Regions from separate parts of the Homo sapiens genome. Here region 2 is linked to region 1. Evidence: chromatin contacts called from ENCODE Hi-C or POLR2A ChIA-PET data. All regions are on one chromosome and are shown on one strand. The core of a region is the stretch at or near the end of the contact, and the rest is flanking DNA. Distances in the headings are between cores, read along the strand shown. Region 1 holds the start of AATF (apoptosis antagonizing transcription factor). Region 2 overlaps ACACA (acetyl-CoA carboxylase alpha).

The links. A loop is a pair of places that touch in the nucleus more often than their neighbours do. ChIA-PET counts read pairs that join two places held with the same protein, here RNA polymerase II (POLR2A). Pooled maps may share reads with other maps.
Region 2: a pooled map shows a loop between it and region 1 (2.8-fold over the local background). The contact joins the enhancer-like site here to the promoter of AATF in region 1. A Hi-C loop is called at or near these places in 2 of 50 pooled maps. POLR2A ChIA-PET finds 5 or more read pairs at or near these places in 4 of 52 experiments (Panc1, activated CD4-positive, alpha-beta T cell, activated CD4-positive, alpha-beta memory T cell and 1 more).

What each region holds. Positions count from the first base shown.
Region 1 is chr17:36,946,469-36,952,622 of GRCh38, reverse strand. It overlaps AATF (apoptosis antagonizing transcription factor), which reads right to left and starts at 3,669. Exons shown (of 12, transcript NM_012138.4): 1 at 3,407-3,669; 2 at 2,218-2,409. The coding sequence starts at 3,497.
Region 2 is chr17:37,087,871-37,094,024 of GRCh38, reverse strand. ACACA (acetyl-CoA carboxylase alpha) reads left to right here. Exons shown (of 56, transcript NM_198834.3): 55 at 4,951-5,087. Among named protein-coding and RNA genes, the nearest start is that of MIR2909, 57 kb to the right of the region's middle. RefSeq lists an enhancer at 3,797-4,298. Within about 2 kb of position 3,889, at least 9 of the 41 ENCODE cell types and tissues checked have a DNase peak (open chromatin) inside an H3K27ac peak, as active enhancers do; they include endothelial cell of umbilical vein, where a contact is called at or near this core.

The DNA.
Region 1 (6,154 bases), core at 2,420-4,919:
AAGTGCTTTGACAAAATTTCAATAACCCAGAAGAGTGAGAAATTTTAACTGTGGGGCAAGTGAATTTAAGCTAATCTCTAAGGAAGAGCTAGCATTTGCTCTGGCCCTTGAAGAACAGTAAGATTTCAACTGGTGTTAGAGAATTACCAGTTTTCCCAAACCTGATCTGAAAAAATGTACAATCTATCACATCCGTCTGCCCTATTTACTAAATACTTATTAAGCACTCATTATGAGCCAGGGGCTAAGGAAAGGCAAATAGAATTTAATACTTGCTGGGAGGAGTTCATGGTCTGGTGGGAGTGGTAGATATGCATGCCAATAATTATATTACAAGGTCATTAGTACACAGTGTATGGAGATGGAACCACCTAACTCTCCTGGAAAGGTGGGGGATGGTATCATGTGGAGAAGGAGACATTATAATTTTACTTATGAAGCATAAGGCAACAGCTCATAGATAATGAAGGGAAAACGCACTGGAGTGCAGGATGCACAAGGAAGTGATGGGAGATGAGACTAATCAGGAAAGGTCTCGTCTTTCATGAGGACTCTGAACTTGATCCTATAGTAGACAGAGTGCTAGTTAAGGCTCTTTGTTTGACTTATGCTTAGAGTATCATCTGATATGTAGAGGTTTTTACAGTTTATCCAATCTGTTCCATGGTAGAACATAAAAGCCCCATGTGTTTCAAGTATGATTCTAAGATAGAGGGACCAGTTTCCAAAAACTTTCTTCAATAAAATAAAGATTTTAGGAAAGCGTGACAGGTCTTCAGCGCTTCTTTAAAAAGGTATATATAAACTTAAGACACAAAGCTGCCAAAAATATAAATACAAAAACTAAGTGCCAAAACAGTAAACAGAAATTATTATTTAAATTCTTTGAATGTACGCCATTTCTCAGATTAAGAAACATTCATACAGAGTTTACTAGAGTGTACATCTTGGAGTCAGACAGCCTACATTTGAATCATGTTTCTTCCACTTACTAACTATATGACCTTGAGCAAACTTATGTAACCAATTTGCCCCTCGATTTCCTTATCTGTAAAATGGGGCTAAGTAGTAATAACTTCCTGCGCAATTGGGAGGATTAAATTAGGTGACACATGTAGTGATAATGGTGATAATTTTTTATAAAAATCTGTCTAATTCCAGGTAATTTTATAATTTTTTTTTTGAGGACTTACTGTGTCCCAGGCTCTTAGAACTTAAATTATAGAGCTAAACTCAGTGCCTGACGCATGGTAAGAACTCAATAAATATTATCATATTTGTCTCATGATTGGTCCCTTTATCAGTCTCTAGGCAAAGAATATGAAATGAGCTTATCAGGAGCTCCCAGAACTACATCAAGGACTAAATCATAGATATCATAACCTAAATGATAGTTCCTTTTATATTATCTGTGGATTCTCAACATGACACCCCTGACCTTTCTAAAGGAAAACAAATGACATTCTCCCAATAATCACCATATCTAGCCCCTTCTTCCACTCTGAGAAATTTACAATTCTTTAAAACTATAAGCGCACAGACTCCTAACTCTTTTGCAGGGAAGAGAAGGATTATGTGATTTTTTAGAATGGCAAAAAATGAGTTTCACAAATAACTAATATCACACAGTGCTTCAATGCAAGTCCTGGAAAACCAAAGGTCAGGGGTCACAATTCAAGGATAACATGTTCATCAGACACAGTGGTTTTTCAGCTCATAACCCTCTCCAGTAGCCAAAATGCACTGCCTTCTCTGTCACTCCACTGTAGGGTGAGCCATTAGTCCGAACATAAGGAGTATAGCAACTTAATCACTCTGGGCTTTAGATTCCTTATGAAGTGAAATGAAGTAACCTCTAAGACCCTTTCTAATACCAAATCAATGGTCTCTCCTAAGATAACAGATAGGGGTGCCTGACCAACATGGACAAACCCCGTCTCTACTAAAAATACAAAATTAGCCGGGCGTGGTGGTGCATGCCTGTAATCCCAGCTACTCGGGAGGCTGAGGCAGGAGCCTCGCTTGAACTCCAGAGGTGGAGGTTGCGGTGAGCCGAGATGGCGCCATCACACTCCAGCCTGGGCAACAAGAGCCAAACTCTGTCTCAAAAAAAAGATCCGCAGACTACTCTTGCAAAGATCATGGGGGATGACCGGAGGATTTTAACCCTGAAAAAATTAGGGAAGAGAAGAGTTCCATTCAAAAATGTCTACTCACCAGACGATCCTGGCAGAGTCTGCTCCCAATGGTCTTCATTCCATGCTTTTCTAGAGGTGGTTTTGCCGCAATACCTTTTGTCCGTGTCCAAGAGGGAGGCTGATGCCAGTTTTCTAATGCTACCCACTACTAGGAAATCACCTTCCCCATCTTCCCCTTCATCAAACCTGTCAATCACCCTGGCAGCAGTGGCTGTCGGGGGAGAGGGAAAAGTAAACAGAATCTCCAGGTTAGCAGAAACTTTAACGGGAACCCTGGTCGACCCATTTATCTCATAGTTGAACGTCCTTTACGAAATCCCCACCAACTTCCAGGAATAGGAAATTCACTCTCTCCCAAAGTAGAACACTGTCTTACTGCTGTTTCTAAACAGAAAGTTGACTCCTGGCATCTACTAGTGGGATCTATTTCTATGACTTGGATCCTATCAAACTAGTTGAATTCCTCTTCAATGTGTGACAGTCGCTCCAATATCTTAAATCAGTCATCACGTTCTCCCCTCACTCTGTCCCATTCTTTGGGGAGTTTTCTTTGCTTATTCTGGCTAAACAGTCCCGAGTTTCTTCAACTGATCTTCCTAAGATACGGTTCAGCACTCGCATTTATCCCTCCTTATTATCCCTTTCTCACACTTCCGACTCAAGTCTAAAGCGGGATTACTCCCAGCTAGACTCTGAACATCAGCTTACAGAACAGGAGTCTCAGTCGTCAGCCACTGAACAAGTGTCTTGAGACTTCAAGAGACTTAAACAGCACCAGAAAATCCTTCCATCAGTCTCCAACTTAGTTTTGAAGGGCAACCTGAATTAAAAACATGCGACTTTCTTCTCCTCCTTTCTAACGCAATACCAGAAAGGGCATCCTCAAAGCTAACTTCCAACTTGCTAGCAGACTCTCTGGCTCCCTCCAACAGGCCTGGAGCAAGTAAACCTGAAGACCAGCTCCTCTCGGCCTGAGCCCTCGATCTGTTCCGCCCATCCAGCCGAGCACCAAGTTTCGAGTGCGTGTGAAAAGAAGCCGAAGCCCTCCTCCCGAGGCCGGGACCACCCTCGCGGGAGGCGACGTTCCTCTGCGCCAAGCGAAGGAGCGCAGGCCCGGCGGCCTCGCGCACGCCCCTCCCACGCCGCCCCCTTGCCCCACAGGGCCTGGCCCACCGCTCCGCACGTGGCCTGCCCCAGTCCGGCCTCACCTTCCTCGGGGTCCGCTTCAGGGTCCGCCTCGCTTGGTCGCGGGTTCAACAACTGTTCCAGTTGCAGCGCCAGGGGCTGCGGCCCCGCCATCGTCACCAGCTCCCGGTCCACTCCGCTTCGCGCACGTAAATGTGCGGCCCAACCCCCGGCCCCGAAGCTCCTTCCCTGCCGGATCCTCTCGCCTTGATCCGATTCCCCGACTCCGCCAGAGACCGCGCGGAGGCCACCCCACAGCTCTGGACCGGCCACTTCCGGGAGGCGCGCGGGAGGGGGCGGGGCCTGCGCGTCACTGCGGGCGTTGCTAGCATGAAGGCGGAAGCGCGCAGAAGGTTGAAGGGATTGGAGCCGTATGGGCGCGTGTGCGCGTGCGCGTGCGAGTGCGCGGGAAGGGGCGGTGCGGAAGCGCGCCAAGGCACGTGACCGCTTCTGTCGCTGAGATGCGATTGCGATGCGCGCGGCCAGTGTCCCCTTGTACAAAATATGCCTCGAGATTTGTGCGAGATTCGCTTAGGAATAAAGCATAGCGTAGCCGTGGCCCACGGTGGCTGATTTGGGAAGGAGGAGGGAGTAGGGCTTAAGCTGCTCGAATCGCGGGTGCGCACTCGGGCACGCAGAGACTGGGACCCAAAGCAGGTTTGTCATTTCGCAATTTATAGTAGTCTGAGGCCGGGCACACGCCTCCCGCCCTTCAGCGGCCAGGATTTGGGAATCCTATGTCAGGGATATGCACGTGTAAGTGTGTGGCGGACTGCTGGCGTCTTTCTTAATGGGAATACTTAGGAATCGCTGTGGCTAAAGATAGTTTCAGTAGCGTCTCTAAGTACCCTTGCCTGAGCAAGGGAAAGGGGGTGGGGTGTGGATTACTCCACTGCATACCCCTCGGTATTGATTATCTTTGCTGTTCAGAGATGAGGGCATGCTCAGGCAGCTTAAGCAGGTGCACAAATGCAGAAAAATACAGGTCTACCGTTAGAGGGACAGACTCAAAATATAAAGACTTAATAGTATAAATGTAATTGCACCCCGCACACGGAAAGACACAATCGCTTTACATCCTCTTTCCTTCATCAAGCATTCCCTGACTGCCCACTATGTGGCAGGCACTGCTAGATAAGATACAAGATAAGTAAGTTGGATTCTCCCCCCCACGGTAATCAGCCTAGGAGGGTAGACAAACATGTAAACAGAAACTGCAATAAGGGATGATAAGTGTGACTACAAAGTGGTCTATTCTTATGGTATCTGTTGGAGGTTGCCTGTAGAGACCTAGACCCCTCTAAACAGAATCTGCCTCAAAAGGATCCAGAAAAGAGATGTTAGTGGTGCACTGTGGCAGTGCCCCTTGGGTACAGCCCGGGCCAGTTGGATCCCACAGCTGAACAACTGGGGAACCCTCAGCTCTCTACTGTCTCCCATGAAAACCAAGGGAAGAGAGGATCTCTGACTTTCACAATCTTCATATGTCCTCAGGGCCAAGAGCAATAAGAGGACACCACTTTAGTGGAGCCTGTTCCATGTCCCTGTAAAGTGGCCCTTGAAGAATGAAGACAACCAGGGCTGCAGAGGGGAAGGAGAACCTGTCTGAGGGTAAACCCCCTCAGACATGGAAGGAAAAGAATGCCAGGCTAGGCAGGGCACTCAGGAGAAGAAAACGGCTTTTTACCATCCATAAGAGAGCTTAGCCTAAGAGAACAGTTTTTCGTTTATCCTCTATAATTGCAGTCTTGTGCCTGTGTCCGGGCCTCCCAAGCAAAAGTGTGTTCCTTGCTCCTTGACAAGGTGCCATGGGGCTTCAAAGGACAAAAATGTTTCTCCCACCCCACATTTAAGAAACTACCTCCTGCAATCCTATCCCCTTGCTATGTTGGGTACTTACAATGCTTAGAAACCTGGCCTTTGAGGTAAAGAGAAGGAAGAAAAGAGAAAGGGAGGTGAGTCACTGCAGAGACCACCTCTAAGCTGTCATGCAAACAGGACACTGCTGGTCAATTTGGGGGCTGTGCTGGGCAAACACTCAGCAGAAAATGCCATAGACCTGTTTACTTACTCTCCCTTCTCTGTCCTGGTCCCTACTGACTTGGGAAGCCATTTTAGCAAGGAATCAAGACCGTTCTACTGTCACACACATCCCAGGGCCCCCCAAAATGTTTGCCTGACCTTATACTGAAGGTAGAAAGAGGACTCCAGGAGTGGAGGGAAGAGGAAGTAATTCTAGGAATTAAGATGCAACTGAGAGTAGTTGAGGCAAGGGACAGGGGAGCAAATTCTCAAATACTCCCTCTGGGGGCCTCTCCCTACCTGCATTCCAGTGTCTTGAGATGGTGGGGGAAGGGCTTATTGATGGGGTAGGGATGGAGATGGAGAGTGGACTGTGGCGAGGAGTTTCAACCTCTGACTGATGTAGAGATGAGAGCAGATGAGAGGAACAGGGAGAGGAGAATAAGGGTGAGCAGTTCCCTAACAGAATGGCCTTCTCCAGAGAAGGCGGAGGGGCGCCCAGTCCACAATCCCTCTCCCTGCCCTCCAAGGGCTGCAAAGTGGCAGGCGATTAGGCACAGCAGAGGATGGGCAAGGGGTGACACTTTCCAATTGTCCCAAACAACTGTCTGCTCACTTGACAAGGAGTTTCAAGAGTTTGGGAAAACCAAGTTCCCACTTGCCTCTCTTCAGATGCTGTCCACCCTCAGGTGCCAGCCCTGGCAATGCCTATCCTGGCTCTCCACAGGTAATACTTCCCCAAGTGCCTC
Region 2 (6,154 bases), core at 2,640-5,139, 140 kb before region 1:
GATTTATTTTTTCCCAGACCCCAATAGTAGAAATTGAAATTAGGACTCTGCATGGAACAATGAGAATGTGGGTTTTGAAATCTCATAAACTTCGGGATCCCAGCTTTGTCATTTACTGGCATGGGCATATTATTTAAGCCTCCATTCCCTCATCTGTAAAATGGGGGTGGTGTTTATGTCATGGGGTTCAGTGAGTTTTAAATAACATGAGTAAAGTATGGAGCATAAGTCAGATGTGGTGGCTCACGCCTGTAATCCCAGTGCTTTGGGAAGCTGAAGTGGGAGGATCGCTTGAGGCCAGGAGTTTGAGACCAGCCTGGATAACAAAGCAAGACCCTGTCTTCACAAAAAATTTTAAAATTTGCTCGGTGTCGTGGCACACACATGTAGTCCTAGCTCCTCAGGGGGCTGAGGCAGGAGCATCGCTTGGGCCAAGGAATTTGAGGTTATAGTGAGCTATGATGGCGCCACTGCACCCCAGCCTGGGCAACAGAGTGAGACCCTGTCTCCAAAAAGAAAAAGTATGGAACACAATGTCTGGCTCAGTAGACATTCAAAATATGCTAGTTTCCCCTGCTCCATGTTAGAAGGTAAAAAAATAATAGCAACATAGACCAAGTCAAAAATGTACAGCTGATTGACCTCGGCGGAAAGGGGGCTGACTCCTGAGCACAGTGGGTGCTCAGACGCTCTTTGGTTTGGCATGCTCTCATGTTCCCACAACCCGATGCCATGGTGCATTCTTATTGTTCACACAGCTACCCACTCGCTCTTATTCTGGATTTCCAAGTGAAATGAATGCTCAACAGAGGCCCCTGTGAGGACCATAGGAAAAAGCACTATTGACAGGGTCACTTATTTCCACTGACCTCAAAACCTGGCCTCAGGCTACTGATGAATAAGTCTCATACACCAAACTTCTCACACAGGGCCAGGCAGGGAGGAGGTAAGGTAGAACCTGGAAAGTGTTGCTTGGCCCTGCTATGGGCCTGGAGCTGAGATGGGATTGGCTCACAGGAGCTTGGTTCACAGGGGTCTGATGGCCACCCTAGCCCACATGTCCTTTGGCTATTGTACTCTAAAGCCCTTGGAAAAAAAAATCACATCCTTTCTTGGGCTTCTGTTGGATAGGGCTTAGCCTTGTAAGTGTAGGTGTATTGAAAATGTCTTTCCAAAATATGAGTGTACCTTAGGATTTGTATGCCATCCCTACACCCATCAGGCTGTGTGTTTCCCAGAAGTCTAGAAGGTCAGAAATGGGAGGAGCCTCCCTAGCTGGAGGTGTCTCCCAGCAGCTCCCAAGGTGAGTTATTAGTAGGGTATAGTAATCAGGGCTCACATCCATCAGGTTGTGCCCTGGTCACTCCTTGGCCCTGCTGAACCATTGTCTAAGGAGGACTTAACAGCTATCCAGTATGTTAGAAATGAAACTTTCCAAACAGGTCATTTAGATGTTGTGAGATAGACTAATTACTACATAAAATTAGTGAGGCTGACTAGTGCCTGAGATACTTATCCACTGATGCAGACAGAAAGTGTCTGTTGAACATTCATTTTAGGACAGGCCACTGTTGTGATGTAGAATTATTGATATTTTATTGATAAAATGTTCTGATACAGATGGATATGCTGACAGGTGGCATACGGGCCCAGGCCTGTCATGATGTTAGCAGCCTAGCATATCACACCTGTTTAAAGTCCACGCTGGAATACTAGGAATGACTGGCCACATTTTCTTTTTTTTTTTTTTTGTCTCACTCTATTGCCCAGGCTGCTGGAGTAGGTATGATGACTCACTTTCAGCCTCAACCTCCTGGGCTCATGTGATCCTCCCCTCCCACCTCAGCCTCCCAAGTAGCTGGGACTATAGGCATACACTACCCCACCTGGCTGATTTTTTTGTAGAGGTGGGGTTTTGCCATGTTGCCCAGGCTGGTCTGAAACTCCTGGACTCCAGCAATTCCCTGCCTCAGCCTCCCAAATTGCTGGGATAACAGGCGTGAGCCACTGTGCCAGGCCCATTTTCATAATTTTAAGGAGGGAAATAATAATGGCTTCTTCCTGGGAATAAGGTTGGCCTATCCTTCTGGATGACTGGAATTGAGTCTTACAACTGTTCTAAGGGAGCAAACAAGAAACTGTAGGCTCTGGCTGGGCACAGTGGCACACGCCTATAATCCCAGCACTTTGGGAGGCCAAGGCAGGGGAACTGCTTGAGCCCAGGAGTTCAAGACCAGCCTGGGCAACATAACGAGACCCTGTTTCTACCAAAAAAAGTTTTGCCAGGCATGGTGGGGCATGCCTGTAATCCTAGCTATTCAGGATGCCGATGCAGGAGAATCACGTGAGCCCAGGAGTTTCGGGCTGCAATGAGCTGTGATCATGCCACTGTACTCCAGCCTGGGCAACAGGAGGAGACCCTGTCTGGGGGAAGAAAAAAAAACCTGTAAACTCCATAACCCAGTGGAAGGGAGCTTGCTTTTCCCAGGTGGAGCAAATTATCCCACAACAGTATGGTAACTCTCCCAGGTCTGTTGAGAAAAACCAGTGGCACTATGCTTACATAAGTTTGTTTATTTTTGCTAAACATGCAGTTGATTAGAACTTGAGACCCCTTTCCTTCATGTACTCTAGGCTGTAATCCACTGGGGTTTGGCGGTCATTGTCATCCAGTTGTACTTTGCGTAAACAGCAGATCTTTTTATAGGACCCATATTTTCAAGCAACTGTAAAACTTGGAATGCGTTGCCCTAATCCTGTCTGGGAACTTTTCAAAATGTTTAAACACCTAGCATACTCTGTGGCTGCAGGAGGGGAAGGCAGAAGAGTTTTCTCTAGAGGGTAGCTGGCTTTCCAGTGTAGTGTCTGAGCATTGTTGGAAGCAGGCATCTCGTTAGCTAATACATTACACCAATCAAGGAGAGTTATCTTAAGCCACAATTAATCTGCTCCCTGGCATATGTTGATAGGAAAGCATCATGCTGTTTCTTAATTAAAAGCAAACGGATTAAAAATGATTAATAAGAGTATTAAATATTCTCCTAAACTAAAGGCTTTGGGATTCTTGGGTAAATCTAAAAATCTTGGGGTTTTTTTTTTTTCCATTCTGAAATCCAAGAAGCATTTATTGTTTTATTTTTCCTCCCCTCCACCCCAATCTTCATAAGTAGGGGTATGTGTAGAAGTCCTGAAACCACGGAGCAGAAGAGTAAATTGCCAATGATGGAAATGGAAATGTTGAAATTTAGGTGGCGACGTTTAGGAGTCCAGGGGGACCCATCCATATGTGGGGCGTGCAGCAAGCTGGGTCACAAGAGTGAGTTAAAACCATGTTATGGGAAAAGCAGTGCTACCTTCTCCCTCGTGGATAGGGGCTGATGTGACACTTCCTTTCCTTAGGCGCAAAACACTTTCTCAAGGCAGTTTGGCCTTGAGAGATGCTGGGAGTCCTAACCCAGGCACAGAGAGGAGAGGGTCACTCAGGTTTGCACTGACGGGGCCACACACCCCAGCTGAAGAATTGCTGATCTGCTTATCAGTGATTAGATACAGAACTGGGCACATTTGAGTCAGAAAAAGAAATGGACAAAGAACTAAAAGAGACATACTGCTGATCCTTAGTCCCCGGAAGCCTTCATCTTTCCAATGTAAAGGAGTTAATTTTTAGAAACAGAGACGTCGATGAAATGACATACATTAAATAACCAGTCACAACTAAGTCGGCAGCTAAGTTAGAGACAGGAAGTGACAGTCTGAAAAGAAACCATTATATTTGAAGGCACGAGATAGTTAGAAAATAGCCTAGTGCTCAGTTTTGTACTGCTTGAGGCCTCTTGTGATGAAGACATTTCCTCTGCAGCCCAGTAGTCACAGCTGTGGCTTTGGTGACCTTGCTTGCATACAGGCTTCCTGTAGCCACGTCTCAAACCTCAAAGCCTCAGAGTCCCTAACAAACACACCCACCTATTAAATTATAGCACCAAACTCATTGTCATTCTGACTTTGACTTCGTTAGTGATAACAGAGAAGGATAGCGCACCTTTAAATGACAAGCTTTGTGTTTAATTACCCAAACAAAATGACATAAATATGAATGAGCCCTAATTGTGGTACTTGGTTTTCCGGAAACCATTAACAAAACGATTCCTAAATGATTTGTAAAGAAAATGAGAGGAGAAGAGAGCAAGGAGAAGGCTATTAGGCTTCTAACACACTCCTGAATTATTATGTAGTCAACCACCTAGGAAATACTCAGCTAAATGATCTTGAAAAGGAGGTGAGAGGTGGTTTGTTGAGACTTTCAGGGTTATGGACGTCTTGATCCTTTCGAATACTCTCATAGGTAATAAAATGGGGCTTAGGTTTCTGACCTGGTGGCTGTACCCTGGCAACAAGACTTCCCTCCCATCAGTTCCCCGTCCGTGCCTCATCAAAAGACAGTGGGCTCTATTTCAGGAGACTTCATCCATCCAGTGACTGCCAGGCCTCACTGAGGCTAGAGACTTATACTTTAGGCATTGTGTCTCAGCTCCTCTGAGAGCAAAACACCAAATAAACAGCCTTGCCTTCTCAATCACAATTTTACTAAGTAATTTGGGCTTTTAACTGGTTCTCTCAAACCTGTCAGGTTATTGAATTCTCTTAGCCTTTGTCAAATAGGTGGGTCCCTAGAGTCTGACAGGACAGAGTCAGGGTATGAGCACCAGAGTGCTCGGGAGAGCCCCATGGAGACTTCAGGTGTACACCTGTGTCCATAAAGGAAGAGAAGGAGAAGGGGCACAGCTCCTGCCTCGAGGCCTACTTCCTCCTCCTGCACGATGCTGACAGTGAAGGAGAATCGTGGACACGGAGCACACTTTTGGAGTAAGCAAGCACTCCAGATCCTGAATAGTCAGGGTGTCCCGGCCTGGCCTGACCCCTGGTGTTTGACCAAGAGTCATCTGTTTGCAGGCTTATGTTTGGGACAATAATAAGGATCTGGCGGAGTGGCTAGAGAAACAGCTGACAGAGGAGGATGGTGTTCACTCGGTAATAGAGGAAAACATCAAATGCATCAGCAGAGACTACGTCCTCAAGCAAATCCGCAGGTGAGACCAACGTGGGGAACTCCACTAGAGAAGGAGGGCTAATTTCTTTGGAATAAAAAGTTTCCAAACAAATCATGAGATGATCGCAGAAATCTTATGATCTCTGCAGTCTCTTGCTGTTTGAGACAGCTGTAGTTGACCCACAGGTACAGATATGGCCTGAAGCCCAATTCTTTTTCAGCTACTGCTCCCCAGGGGCACTTAGTAATCTCAGCTAGATGAAGGCTTAATTCACTGTGCCCACCTCTTAGCTCTGAATGCTGATACTCAAACCGGATGAACAACTCTGGGAGGAAAGCTGATTGTGTGTGTGGTGGTTTCCTGGGAAACCACCTCCTCACCTCCTGAAGCCAAGAGTTAGCTGTATTCTTCTAGAGGCTTCAGTCTGCTCCATAGGATCGGTGGTAGAGACTGCAGGGGCATTTTTGTAAAAGTTTATTTGGAAACATTTCACTTACAGAAAAGTTATAAAATTAAAAACAGTACAAAGAACACCCCTATATATAATATCTGTACTCAGATTTACCTGTTACATTTTCTCCCCGTTGCTATATCACTTATGAGTGTGCCTGCCCTCCCATATGTGTATACATTTTTCCTCTTTCTGAACTACTTAAGGGTGTTACATATATCATGGCCTTTACCCCCAAATATTTCAGTGTGCATTTGCTGAGAATAGGGATACTTTTACATAACCATCATAAAATGATCCACTTTTGTAAATTTAACATTGATTAAAAACTTTTATCTGATATCTACCATCTGTAGAACATTGCTCATTTTGAGTTTGTCTGATGTCTCCCCATGATGAGATGCAGGTGAGGCACTCTGGCCAGAACCTTCACAGGGCACCACATCTGGGGGCACATGCTGTTTATCTGCTCCTCCTCGTGTTAATTTCATCCGCTGGTCAAGATGTTGCTCCATTTCTCTACCGTATAATTACTGATTTTCCCCCCTTGCACCTAATAAGTAGTCTGCAGGAAGACATTTTAAGGCCATGCAAGTATCTTGCTTTCATCAAAATTTCCCTCTGGTGCAGTCTTTACGATGAGCTTGCAAAATGA